Linked DNA regions of Homo sapiens: all the other regions are linked to region 1. A link is a loop called in an ENCODE intact Hi-C map of the cell type or tissue named here. Cell type or tissue: heart right ventricle. All regions are shown on one strand.

Evidence for each region. A loop is a pair of places that touch in the nucleus more often than their neighbours do. Peaks named below come from ENCODE experiments on the same cell type or tissue, not always from the same donor. Only the 100,000 strongest peaks of a DNase experiment are listed, where the experiment ranks them.
Region 2: a loop joins it to region 1, with 2.4 times the contacts of the local background. A loop is called at or near these places in 35 of 110 quality-filtered maps.
Region 3: a loop joins it to region 1, with 2.0 times the contacts of the local background. A loop is called at or near these places in 7 of 110 quality-filtered maps.

The regions. Positions count from the first base shown.
Region 1 is chr1:89,357,407-89,359,906 of GRCh38, reverse strand. No RefSeq gene overlaps it. Among named protein-coding and RNA genes, the nearest start is that of GBP6, 5.4 kb to the left of the region's middle. In heart right ventricle, CTCF peaks have their summits at 1,195 and 1,399 (motif pointing right); a DNase peak (open chromatin) is centred at 1,406; H3K27ac peaks cover 534 bases.
Region 2 is chr1:89,454,335-89,456,834 of GRCh38, reverse strand. No RefSeq gene overlaps it. Among named protein-coding and RNA genes, the nearest start is that of LRRC8B, 69 kb to the left of the region's middle. In heart right ventricle, a CTCF peak has its summit at 1,474 (motif pointing right); a DNase peak (open chromatin) is centred at 1,514.
Region 3 is chr1:89,258,697-89,261,196 of GRCh38, reverse strand. It overlaps GBP5 (guanylate binding protein 5), which reads left to right. Exons shown (of 12, transcript NM_052942.5): 12 at 380-2,500. The coding sequence ends at 493. It also overlaps the pseudogene LOC100421401. Among named protein-coding and RNA genes, the nearest start is that of GBP5, 13 kb to the left of the region's middle. RefSeq lists an enhancer at 655-1,156. In heart right ventricle, no CTCF peak of the experiment used is centred here; a DNase peak (open chromatin) is centred at 1,437; H3K27ac peaks cover 1,086 bases.

The DNA.
Region 1 (2,500 bases):
CAAATAATTTTTACCCACTTTAAGAAAAAGAAAACAAAGCAGTGCTCCTTGGAGAAATCTCAGGTTCCAGGAATAGGGAGAAAACACAAGGTGTGGCTGTGACATATTCCTGTGACAAGAAGCAAAAGCGCACTCAGAGATTAACAGGATCACATGAAAAAGGGACAGAAGCTAGCTTACAGACACTCGCTGCAGACAAATTCCGGACAATGGGAACATCACAAAGAATCATGACTATCAGTGATTATAATCACATAACCTGAGCAAGGTTCTAGATCCAGTTGCCAGTCTATGGCCAACAGAGGAGAAAGAAAAACAAGGCAAACTACACCATGTGGAAATAGGGAAGCAGATCCTGAGGGACATAAAAAAAACTGGTCTGCATTTTTGAGACCATCAATGTGACTTGAAAATGAATAATAATTTTTTAAACTAGCTTTCTGGATTGAATTCTAATAGATATGCAAATACAAAGTATAAACCTTGTTTTTATCCTGGTTCAAAACTATTAATATGTGTAAACCAAGTACCTACAAAAGTATCTTTAAAGACAAAAGGGAAATTTAAATATGGGCAGATTATTAAGTTATATTAGAGAATTATTATTATTACTAACTTTCCTAGGTATGCCAATAGCAATGTGTTTATTTAGGAAAATATACTCATCCTAAGAAGATGCATGCTGAAATATTTAATAATGAAGTATGACAAAGTCTTCAAATTACTTTTAAATGGTTCATCATAGAAAGTGTGCAGAGACAGAATAAGTTTGCCAAAATATTAACACATTTTTAATCCTGATCAAAGTTATGTGGGTGTTCATCGCTCTATTCTTTTTACTGTACTGTATGTTTAAAATATTTCTATTTACAATGTTGAAAGGGAGAAAAGAATTGTCCTACTGCACAAAGACATTCTTGCCGTGTTAAAAACATTTAAGAGGGGACCTGGCATGGTGTCTCACACCTGGAGGAAAAATAAAGCAACAGCAGAAAGGGCCCACAGGAACTCTCTCGTGCCCAGGATGAAGGTCAATCTGGACACCAGACAAGGACCGTCCTGATCCCAGCTAGAAACAGTCCAACAGGTGGCAGCTCTTTCCATTCCAAAGTGAGCTATCAACTATCTACATGGAGAAGCTTCATGCACTTTAATGAAGAAATTGCTTTTGCTTTCTCCTTTGACTCCAGACCTTGGTACTGAGACAAGAACATAAGGAAGAACTACTCATGTACTACCAGCACCCCCAGGAGACGAGCTGAGTCTATCAAATTAAGCCAAAGACCTGGAAAAGCTGTGACTGTGGGTCAAAGTCCTGGCTGCAGCACCAGGAGCCCATTGGTGGGAGACAGGTGATAATTCCACCAATTCCCCCATTTGGCCTTCAGTTTCGAGGACATCGTGCTTCTCAGCAGATGTCCACGTGAGGGCAGCAGAGGGATTTTAAGAGTTGAAGCGCTCTCTACAGAACTAACAGAGAGAAACACAGAGAGGGAGACAGAGACAGAGAGAGGGAGGAAGACAGAAAAAGAGAAAGAATTAATAAACAGCTATGTTTACATATTCTCGTTTTGGGACAAGGCTGGATTTCCAAGAGGCAAAACACAGTGAGTGCTTCCAGAGGTGAGTGAAAGTTATTTAGGGAAAAAAAGTTTATAAACGTGAAAGTTTACAGGAAGAGATTCAGGGAAAATAATCCAAAGGCAGTAGAAGAAAGAGGTAAGGAAATCTGAATCCCCCAGAACCCGCATATTACTAAATGAAAGAAGCCAATTTGAGAAGGCTAGATATATGTGATTCCAACTATATGACATTGCAGAAAGGGCAAAACCATGGAGACTGTAAAAGGATAATGATTTCCAAGAGTTGAAGGGAGAACGGCGTGAATAGGCAGAGTAAAGATTATTAGAGCAGTGTAACTATTCTGTATGACACTATAATAGTGGATACCTGACATTATGCATTTGCCCCGTGGAATGCACAACACCAAGGGTAAACCTAATGTAAACTATGAACTTTGTGTGATAATGATGTGTCAATGGAGTTCCGTAAATTGTCACACAAGTGCCACGCTAGAGCAGGATATGAATAGTGGGAGAGGTTATACTTGCGTGGGAGCAGTGGGTACCTGGGAAATCTCTGTACCTTCTGCTTAGTATTACTGTGAACCTAAAACTGCTCTAAAAATAGTATGTTAAAAAAACAACAACAAAGACCATTTACTTACTGCTTCTGAACTGCCGTACGCAATAGATACACAGGAAACGCTCTCATAGTCCAACAGGCCCAGAAGTCTGAATATCCACTGATACAGAACCATCTTTTTTGTCCTCCAAAAAAGTACCCCTAAGGTACTCTGATTTCTTTTTCCTTTAACCTGTCTCCTTCTTTTACCTTTGCCCTTAGGCCCACACCCTCATCCCCAATTTCTACTGTCTTATATAATGTCATTCCTTTGGAGCCAATGCTAGGTGACAGCTACCTAGGCTGATAAACTTAT
Region 2 (2,500 bases), 97 kb before region 1:
AAGCTCTGGTCTTTGACCTCTGTCTGCTTACTTCATAAATGCCTTCAAAACTGAAGGTTGCCACCATGGCACATGTATACCTATGTAACAAACCTGCACATTCTGCACATGTATCTCAGAACTTAAAGTATAATAAAAATAAATAAAATAAAAAGCAAAACAAACAAAAATCCCTGAAAGTTCATTCCCTTTGTTGGCAAATGCTATTAGGAAAAAAACAGCTTCAATAACTCCACTTAACTCTTTGGTCTCCCACCTTCCCTTGGAATTTGGTCTTTAAGATCATTCATGACAAATTAGTCCATTTTTAATACTGCTTTTAAAAATATTAAACATTTTTAAATCCAAAATTTTACCTTTTTTTCAGCACAAATCTTTGTCTGCATAGATTATTCAGATTAGTCTACCACACTCCCCAAATCCTCAGCCTAAGTTATTGCCAAAACTCGTATCTGCTCATTCTGCCACTTGCTTCTATTCTCAAATCCATTTAGCAGTGCGGCCATAGCAGACAGTTCCAGCAGCTGCTATGTCCTCTGTTGAGAGTCTTTCTCCTTTACTTACTCAGGTTTTTGTTCAGGCTATGTAAGGCTGCCTCTTTTGCCCAAGCACAGCTTATAAATTCAGAGGAGCTAAAGTCCCTGAGGGGAACTCTCAACCAATGGAAACTGGGTTGTTAAATAAATACTCCACATTGTCCCTCAAAGAGACAATTATGAAATGCACTCTATATAATTCTTCAGAATATCCACTTTGGGATTGATCTCCAGTTGCTCACAATAGTAACCAACTCATTAATTCGCCTTTTTAGCTTTGTCCGTGTGTTACTCTCCCTTTCCCTGGCTTCCTGTCACCATTTCCCAAATAAACTATACACATCCAAGTCTTTCCTTGTTGGAGAGAGAAACCAAATAAAAACACATTATCCCCATGGGAACCTAAGACCTTACCATTTCTTTCATCATTTCAATTAACCTTTAAAAAACCTCCATCATAGTCATGTTTACATTAGAAAATGCATACAGTGTTATCAATGTATGAATTTGATTTATTTATGTAGCTGGATTTCAACTTTATTATAACAAATTTTATTGTGAATTTTATATTTCAAATATATGTTTATTATTTATTTTATAATTAATATATTACCAAAATTCATTTTATAATAAATATTTATATTAATACCATTATAACACATTTAATCAATATTTAATAAATAATACATATATAAAGTTTATATTTACAATAAATATTAATATAGTAAACTTTATATATAAAATTTATTTCAAATATTTGAAAAATAAATTTGATTTCACCATAATTTATAATTTATTATGAATTTCTATAAACTCTATATTGCCATCAATAAATTTCCATAAATTCTATACTGATATCTATATATTCTATATTGATATCACTTTCCACAGGAAAATTCATTCGTATATTACCAAATAAATTACCAAACATAGCCACATGATGGCAGTGCCTGCAAGCGCTTATCTCTTCAGTGTAGGCATGATACATCCATGATAACACTGCTGTTCCTTAATCTGTGTTTGAGGTGAACAGGCCGTATCTAGCAAATGCAAGCAGAAATATCTCTGCAAAATCTGTATTTATAACTTCATTGTCCACCCCGCTAGGACTAGCCGGAGTCATCATGACATACATCCAAATGTTAGGCTTTCTTGCTCACTCACAGGGGCCTGCAGACCTGGGCAGGTGTCCCCCTAGCCAGACCAGGTTCTTCCTCTTTACTACTGATTTTGTTCCATCACCACGTATTACTCTGTGGCTTATGTAGGAGCTGTGGGCAGCACTATGCTGTTGGGAGTTAGACAATTAATTGAGCAGACATGTCAATTCATTGCTCAGGAATCCAGGCAGAAATTCACTTGACTGATAGTCAGATAGACAGAGTAAACACATTTTTTGTTGGTATCTCTGCTCCGATGAGAATTTTTATATGTTGTTTGATCCAAATCACCTTAGAAGTAGACACTTAGACTGAGAGCCTGGAACTGATCCACTAACTTGTAAGATACCTGGGCTGGTAATAATCCCTTGCATATTGTTCCATTAACTTTACCTAATCCAGGGGTCAGCAAACAAGAGATGGGCCAAATTTATCCCACTGCCTACTTTTGTAAATAAAGTTTTATTGGAACACAGCCACACTCATTTGTTACATATTGTCTATGGTTGCTCTGGAAGAATAGATTTGACAGAGACTTATGGTATGCAAATCCTAAAATATTACTATTTGGCTTTTAAATTTTTTCAGAGATGGAGTTGCCTACATCTGGAGTGTAGTGGATGGCCTCAAGCGATCTTCCTGCCTCAGCCTCTAGAGTAGCTATTACTCCTGGTGCATGATAACATGCTTGGCTTATTTAGCCTTTCATGAAAAAAGTGCAAGAGTTTGAGCAAAATGTTAAGGATGAGCCTCTCTAGATATGCAATTAAGGATTAGTCATTTTTATCTTTACTTGTCTTTATT
Region 3 (2,500 bases), 99 kb after region 1:
CGATGTCACTTAGATACACTGTTTTTGTATCAGCCTCTTCTCTTAGAAATATATCTGAGAGTCTCCTGTGTGTGTATGAGAATTGAAGTCAAGATGTGACTAAGATTGCCCAAGGAGATCGTGTGGTTTAAGGGGGAAGGGAGCTTTGGTTTGGAATCCTAGGGACACCAATATTCCAGGGATGAGAAATGACCATTTCTGGAGCTAGAGAAAGACAAGGAGGGTGAATAATTACAGAAATAGGTTAGATGCACGTGAATGGAAGAGAGATATTCAGGAACTGTTTACTGCTACTGTAGATGAAAAGAAGTAAGGACAAGTGAGTGATTTAGGCAATCAGTAAGAAGCTTGATCTTACTTTCTATTTATCACTCTTTAGGAACAGGCTGCACAGCTCAGCACAACATTCCAAGCTCAAAATAGAAGCCTTCTCAGTGAGCTCCAGCACGCCCAGAGGACTGTTAATAACGATGATCCATGTGTTTTACTCTAAAGTGCTAAATATGGGAGTTTCCTTTTTTTACTCTTTGTCACTGATGACACAACAGAAAAGAAACTGTAGACCTTGGGACAATCAACATTTAAATAAACTTTATAATTATTTTTTCAAACTTTCATATAGAGTTATAAGATTATGATGCTGGTATCTGGTAAAATGTACATCCCAGTAGTCCAATAGTTTAAATGTTTATTGCTTCCTTTAAGAGATTATAAATTGTATAAGGGACATTGTATCACTGCCTTCATTTATGCGTGATATTGGGATGGTTTCATCAGGAGATGCTTTCCTTGCATCTCAATGTCATCTGTCTAATTTCTCATAAGGGGATTATGTTACCTAGAGCAGGGCTTCCCAACCCTCAGGCCATAGACTAGCTCTGATCTGTGGCCTCTTAGGAACCCGGCCACACAGCAGGAGGTGAGCAGCAGGTAAGTGAGCATTACAGCCTGAGCTCCACCTCCTGTCAGATCAGCAGTGACATTAGATTCTCACAGGAGTGGGAACCCTATTGTGAACTGTGCATGCAAAAGATCTAGGTTGTGTGATCCTTGTGGAACAATATAAACCAGAAACCAATAACGCCACCCCACCTCCAACCCCCGCCAACCCTCTGTGGAAAAATTACCTTCCACGAAACTGGTCCCTGATGCCAAATAGGTTGGGGGACCGCTGACCTAGAGGGAGTTATGCACATGGGCTTATAAGGTTAGCCAAGAGAAAGGACAAGAAGACCCAAAGTCGGCAAGCAAATTTATTAACCTGCTGGGCTGCTCTACAGAAATCTGAGGAGGCAGACACCGGGCTTACAGGCTAAGGGGTATAAGTAGGTCTGCAGGGGTTTTGTGTGTGTGTGCGGGGGTGTCGGGGGGGCAAGGCCATTTGTGGAGACTTTTCCTCCCAGTATGGCCACATCCTGCAGTTTGTCAGTTTTTGCCCCCGCCTGGCTCAGGGTACCAGGATGTGGTTTAGCTTAGGGGTGGTTATAGTGGCACCTAAGTTCTGGGAACTTGCGGTGGGGGCGACCTTTTGGACGAAAAATAAGCTGCAGGGCAGCTAGGGGAGGGGGCTTGTTATATTCCTCTGGGGGCAGGGTGTCCCTAACTGGGCTCAGTCGGAAGGAACTTGACCAAAGTCTGGGCTCAGTTGGGCATCACTCAGGCTAATGGTCGTGTGCTGGATGCCATCAGAGGGAAGTACCAATGGTAAAGTGGAAACAATGTGCAGCTTTCAACTGGGTGGAGGCTGCTATTCTGTGGACAGTGAGATGTTTCCTTGGCACTGTCAATAGACAATCTGCGTAGAGAAATTCCAAGCTGAAAGCCAATAATGTTATAATAAAATAGAGATTCTTCAGAAGATGAAAGGAATTACCAGCATGGAAATTGTGTCATAGGCTTAAGGGCTAAAGAAGAAGCCTTTTCTTTTCTGTTCACCCTCACCAAGAGCACAACTTAAATAGGGCATTTTATAACCTGAACACAATTTATATTGGACTTAATTATTATGTGTAATATGTTTATAATCCTTTAGATCTTATAAATATGTGGTATAAGGAATGCCATATAATGTGCCAAAAATCTGAGTGCATTTAATTTAATGCTTGCTTATAGTGCTAAAGTTAAATGATCTTAATTCTTTGCAATTATATATGAAAAATGACTGATTTTTCTTAAAATATGTAACTTATATAAATATATCTGTTTGTACAGATTTTAACCATAAAAACATTTTTGGAAAACCATAAATCAGTTCCTTTGTTTGTATTTTTCTCAAAGTTAAAAGTCTATAGAGAAAGACTGAATTTCCCTAAGGAGATTAAGAATTGCTTTAAGACTAGAATTAAAACACACTTTATTACATCTTTTTATGTACTTTTTGTTACTTTGTTTTGTATATCTCCAGTAAAATTTTTTTTGTTTAAATTATAGAAACATTACACAAAGCTCTGTTTTTCTCCCTTATAAGTACTTACTCATATAAGGAATTTTCCACTTAGGT